2 separate regions of the Mus musculus genome follow, and region 2 is linked to region 1. The links are chromatin contacts, found by Hi-C or POLR2A ChIA-PET in ENCODE. All regions are on one chromosome and are shown on one strand. Each heading gives the region's core, a stretch centred on a gene start or an enhancer-like site at or near the end of the contact. The rest is flanking DNA. Distances are from core to core; before and after follow the strand shown. Region 1 overlaps Cd2 (CD2 antigen). Region 2 holds the start of Atp1a1 (ATPase, Na+/K+ transporting, alpha 1 polypeptide).

The links. A loop is a pair of places that touch in the nucleus more often than their neighbours do. ChIA-PET counts read pairs that join two places held with the same protein, here RNA polymerase II (POLR2A).
Region 2: a loop to region 1 is called in a map of T-helper 2 cell, with 4 times the contacts of the local background. The contact joins the promoter of Atp1a1 here to the enhancer-like site in region 1. A Hi-C loop is called at or near these places in 1 of 37 maps with a recorded cell type or tissue (T-helper 2 cell). POLR2A ChIA-PET finds 5 or more read pairs at or near these places in 3 of 5 experiments (Patski and embryonic stem cell).

Annotation. Positions count from the first base shown.
Region 1 is chr3:101,279,263-101,282,209 of GRCm38, reverse strand. It overlaps Cd2 (CD2 antigen), which reads left to right. Exons shown (of 5, transcript NM_013486.2): 4 at 2,300-2,422. Among named protein-coding and RNA genes, the nearest start is that of Cd2, 7.2 kb to the left of the region's middle. Within about 2 kb of position 1,514, at least 1 of the 3 ENCODE cell types and tissues checked has a DNase peak (open chromatin) inside an H3K27ac peak, as active enhancers do.
Region 2 is chr3:101,603,311-101,606,257 of GRCm38, reverse strand. Atp1a1 (ATPase, Na+/K+ transporting, alpha 1 polypeptide) reads left to right here and starts at 1,551. Exons shown (of 23, transcript NM_144900.2): 1 at 1,551-1,855. The coding sequence starts at 1,844.

The DNA.
Region 1 (2,947 bases), core at 265-2,764:
GAGAAAAGCAGTCCTGACATGGGAGAGTATCGGTTGGGAAGGAAGCCCTGGGACTCAGTCTGCCTCACTCGAGTGGGCCTTTGAGCTGCCTTACAACATGGCAGCTAGGTTCTCAAAGCAACCTGAAAGCAAGAGTCAGTGTTCCAGAGTGAAGTGACAGCCCTTAATTAGAACTTAATTTCCGTTACTTCTGTGCATCACTTAAAGATAAGAGTGAAGCTCACATGTGCTTGGAGGGATCAGACAGCAGTGAAATGTGTGTGTGTGTGTGTGTGTGTGTGTGTGTGTGTGGCTGAAGGCACAGATGCAGAAGGATTTTATTAACACACCCCCCCCCCCCCAGGTTCATGGATGGTCTCCCTCTTCTGCCTTCCTGTCCCCACCCTCTATTCCCCAATCACAAAGGCACGAGGGGCAGGGCAAAGCTGCCTCTCCAAGACTCCAAAAAAAAAAAAAAAAAAAACAAAAACGTTTTCCTCTTTCTGAAGGCCCTGAGTTAAGAGACACCAGACTTAGTCAGTGAACCAACAAAGAGCGGTCCCATCTATTGATCCTAGAAATTATTCATTGTTTATTTGAAATTCAAATTTAACTGGCTGTCTCGTATTTTATCTGGCAACCTCATGCTTCATGTTTAGTGTAACTAGATCCCTCCAGAATAAAAGTAAGTATTTATCAAGGAGGGTGAGGCCTTGGAAGGCAAGAATGCTAGGTTTGGGAGCAGGGGACCGTGCAGCTTCCTTAACCTGTAGTTCAGAGCAGAAGCTGAAACTAGACCAGGGAATGGCCATGAAGGAGAAAAGGGGGGGTTGAAAACTCCTCCCATTCTAAGGCCAAGTCAGGCAGGGATAAAGTAAGTGTGAGCTGAAGTCCCACGAGGAGGAAGCAGCTGGCCCTGGAGTAGTGCTCGCTCACATAAACATAGGCACAGTGTCTCCAAGAGGAGTGATGGGAAGAATAGTTGGAATGAGACGCTGCAAGGACCAATGACAGAGCTACAGCTACTGACGTCCCCACCAGGAACACCACCAGGCACCCAGAGTGCTGTCATGGGTTAACCTCAGACCATACTGTGGAAGGCGTGCCTGCTTTCCAACAGTGTCTGGGGAAGGGCTGGAGGTCTGCCCGAGGACCGGTAGGGAGGATCTGTTGGAGTCAGCTTGGACAGGAAGCCTTGTCTGTCCACCCTGCTCACACTTGGGAGCCGACTCTGACATTCCAGGCCCTTGGCAAGTCAACAGGGTCTGAAGGTCCCTGAATTCATCCTTGAAGCAGCTTCAGGGGTTACTGAGGGATGCCCCTACGCAGACAGTGCCCAGAGAGGTTCTCAGCTCACAGGCAAGGACTGTCTGAGGGGAAGACTAGAGGGACAGAAGTAACAACCAACATCAACAGCTTGCTTTGACCCTCTGCCCTGCTTGGTGGACCTCCAGCTTGCCTGGGGCCCATCCCTAGTCACGAGTGTTAACAGTCTTTGGCCTCTGTGAAGCTGGGCTCAGCTCCCGTTTCTTCTCGCCACCGTCCTTTGAGCCCCTGCTCCAGCTGCTCTCTCTAACTGCTATTGATTCACAAAGAACAGATGGTTTAGCCCCCCCCTCCTGGGAAACAGCTACCAGAAAACCCCCAGGGTAGAGAGTATAGCAAGAGCAAGACCTCACCTCTAGGTGTTGTTTTACAGTTTACAAAAGCACTTTTCCATCCATTATCTGATCTGACTTCCGACAGCTACCCTGTGATGTAAGGTGCATTGTTTCCATTTTACAAAGAAGGAAACAGACTCAGAGAGGTGGGGCGTCTTACCAAAGGTCACACAGCTCTTACCTGGAAGAGCTAAACTAAGCCTGTTGCCCTGAGCAACCACGGCACTGTTTTCCTGTTACTCTTCCCTATTCTGGTGGAAGAAGGGATCAGAACTCTTATGCCACTGATAACTGTTGAGTGTCTAGGCGGCTTTCCTGAACCCAGGAGGAGTTTGGGAGGAAGAAGAGCTGAACACCGAGGTTGGGGGATGCTTCACTTGGGGGAAAGGTCCCATGAGACCTCAGGCAACTCATCCTCCCTCTCTAGAACTTGGATGCTCTTTTCCTCAGTGGGGGATGGGGTGAGATGGGCAGGCACTGCTCCTCAGCCCTTGCAGATTTAAGTAGCACTCCAGGCCCCAGAAGCTCAGCCTCAAGGAGGCAGAAAATCCTGTGGAACTCTTTCATTTGTTTGATGTAGGAGGCTGGGGCCTGGGCCATAGAAATGAAGGGACCACTCTGCCCAAGACCTTTCCCTTAGCCATATTTTCTTCTTGCAGAGAAAGGTCTGTCCTTCTATGTCACAGTGGGGGTCGGTGCAGGAGGACTCCTCTTGGTGCTCTTGGTGGCGCTTTTTATTTTCTGTATCTGCAAGAGGAGAAAACGGAACAGGAGGAGAAAAGGTAAGCACACCCACTCCTTTATCGCTGTAGGCTGCAGTGAAATCCCCACGGGACCGTCCCTCCTTGAGTCTGCGAAGAAAGGGATGGGCAGGGTTGGAACCAGAGCTTCTGGGTGGCTCTGTTATGTACTCAGATTGATTTCTGAGGGACAGTTCTCCGGGGTAACATCAAAGGACCCTTGAGAAGCGGCAGCCAGGTTGTATACCTTCCCAGAATCCACCACGTGAGGCTGCTTTGGTGAAAGGCTAGTGTGGAGATCCCTGAATCGTCCACAAACTTTCATAAGGAGAGAGAGATTCCACCCAAATCCCATGTCTGTGTACAAATGTCTTGGCCTTGGATGCCTCAAAGGTGCGTTCAGGGCCAAACTCTTAGGAATATGGATAAAACTATCTCCAGCCAGGAGGCACTGGGAGTGGATCAGTGCAGAGTGCTCAGTGTGTGTAAGGCTGTGAATTTGACTCCCAGAGCTGCAAGAAAATAAAGCCCAAATGAGGGTGATTGGTGGCCCTTTGTTTCCCGGTT
Region 2 (2,947 bases), core at 302-2,801, 320 kb before region 1:
TGGATGAGTAAGGAGGACCACAGCCCAAGCATGTGCTTTCTGTATTTTAGTTGTTGTGTTTTCCCATTTAGATCAGAGCCTATAGGCAATTCATCTTAAAGTAAGGTCTTCAGCAAGCAAAGCCTGCTGCACAGTGGCAGTGATCTGCCATGCACAGGAATGCACTTTCTTAAGTCTAGCTAACACTCTGTGACCTCCAGTTGAACTAACAGGGCTGGTACTGGTACTCTGGATTTGAAGGGTCTTTCCCCAGAATCGTGATTTTAAATTTTGCTTATAGTTTCCTCTTCTCTCTAAGCCCCAAACTGATTTAATCAAGTTCTGTAGATCACTGGAAGAGATAAAGGCTGCCTTCTGCTATAAGCAACAGTTGTATAAGCAACCGTTGTTTCTAAGAAGTACTGAGAATTGCTCTATGGAGGAACTGATAACACAGTGCCTAGATGTTTGGGTGTTTCTCCTTCCCTTACCCTCTGCCCACCCCCACCTATTTTTTGCAAGCTCTACATCCTACAAAGCATTGACACTTGAAGTTGATAGGTCTATATCTAAGAAGTTAGTGTTTTCCTTACTTCTAGGTATTTTCAGAGATGGAAATCGAGTTTCTCTTCTGAATCCTAAGCTTTCCCAGACTGCTTGCTTTCCTGAGATTGGTAAGAACAACAACAAATACTTTGTTGTTTCTGATGTTAAGTTTCAGCCATCACAGCGCCTGCTTAGCCACTGAAACTAGAAGCCCCGCCCTGCAACTCTGCCAGGCCAAGAGTGGGATGCGACTGGCTGGAAGTGAGTCTGATGAGACCCTCAAGGTAACCACGGATGCTGTGGATGCTGTTCTTCAAAATGCTTGAGCCACCTCTTTTACTAAAGATGGGTGTTCTTTTGGGTTTTAGGTTTCTCTGCCATAAAAAGGAGAAACTCTCCAACAAACAGTTTAATCCCCCCTCCTCTTTTGCAAGATTTCATTCATACAGTGCTGTGAATGAATTTCTTACTGACTTTTTTTTTTTATATAGTCATTTGGGGGTCATAAGGGAAGGGAAATGTAAGTGATGCGCGCACGCGCGCGTGTGTATATGTCCTGAAGCATTTCTCTAGTGGTGGAGTGAGAGGACCCCAGGACGAAGGAATCAAAGGGAAAGCACCATCCGCCGCCGCCGAAGGATGCCGGCCTGGATTCTGCAGAGAGGAATCCCTCGGAGTCGTGCAGCTGCTGTCCAACCCCGGCCCCTCGAGACCCCAGAAAAGCTACGCTGAGCAAGTAGACTAGCCCCGACTGCGCCGCACCCACTGTGGACCTTCCGCACCCTACTCCGCAGGCTGCTCACTCAAGTCCCCAGTGTTCTGCAGGCGGGAGCGCTCCGTAGCCCTTGAGAGACCCAGACACCCGCGTCCTGGGCACCGGCGCCCTCCTGCCGGGAGCCCAGGGCAGGCAGTCGCTAGCGCGGTCTGGGCCCGGCTGGGAGGGGTTAGAGGCGGAGGCGGAGCTAGCTGGAGCCGGTGTCAGGTTGCTCCGGTAACGGTGACGTGCACGCGTGGGCGGAGCCATCACGCAGGTTGCATATTTTAGGAAGTGAGGAGGAGGCACGGGCTCGAGCTGCGGCTGGGTCTGGGGCGCGGAGCCTCGGCGGGAGGAGGCGGACACGTGGCAGCGGCGGCAGCAGCGGCGGCAGCAGCGGCGGCCTCGGTCCGGGGCGCCGGCCGTCCTCCCTCTTTCCTCCCGCGGCAGCCCTAGTTCCCGCCTCTCGGCTCCCCCGGCTCCGCTCTCCCGGCCGGGAGCTGCTCTCTTCTCTTTCTAGTCTCCAGCAACAGGACCCGGCGCGGGGCCCGCAGCGCCGCCACCATGGGGAAGGGGGTGAGTGTCTGGCGAGCCCGGGCCCCGGGCGGGGGCGCGGGAGGAAGCGGCTTAGAGACCGGGCTCTCGGCAATGGAGGGGCGGGTGCTGAGCGCGGGCAGCGGCCCGGGAGGAGGAGCACCCGGGGCGGCATCTCTGAGCCGGGCGCCTGCCCTGCCTGAGCCCTCTGGTCGCCTTCACCGCGCGCCTTGCGCTTCCTTTCTCCCTCCTCCCACCGTGCCCAGGGGAAGGAGCGCTCCTCCCCTTCCCCCGGGGAGCTCCGACAGGGCCCCCTCGCGGTGGCGGTCCTCGCCGCGGCCCGGCGCCGGCGAGGGCAGCCTCCGGGTCGAGACTCCCTTCTCCTGGAGGCGCTGGGGCTCGGCCAGCTCCCCGCAGAGGCGACCGCCCTCCCCCAAAGGAAAAAAACTGGCTTCCCCTTAGGCCGAACCAGCCCAGCGAAGCTGGTGCCAGAAAGGGTGTGACTTCACAGCCCAAAGATAGCCTTTAAGGTATACTTTTGAGAGCTTTAAAATGGGCCACTGTCCATAACAGGATGTGCCTTTGGTAACTGGTGTTATCGTCTTAACGACGGGGAGGGGTGTGTTGTTTTATGTCGGAGCACAATTCTTAAATGGGGCCAGGCTGACCCTTCAGGGCCGCAGGGTACTGTCAATCTAACAAAGGACTGGAGACTGGGCAGTTGATGGTGTTAGAAAAGCCATGCGGGTTTCCTGCACTGCTGTCTCACCCGAGAGCGGTTCCCGAAGAGAATGAGGGAATCGGGCACGAACAACACTGAGTTCCCACCTCGGTTACTGCTGTCCACCTCGGAAGAGTTAGTTCTTGACCTCAAAGTAGCAGATTAAAAACTTAAAAAAATAACCCTGAAAATATCAGTTCCTAGCTTGAAAAAGCACCAGTCATGAGAATACAGGTGGGAGAGTCCATTCCACCCTTTTCAGGGCTGACCAAGCAGACAAGCTGTAGACACTGCAGGTCCTAAGGCACCCGGGTATATACTGGATGGAGCCAGAGGGAAGCACATTCTTTGGAGACTTGAAAGAGATGATTATAAGACGTGGGCCAGGAAGAGAGAATAGAGACCCCGATAGT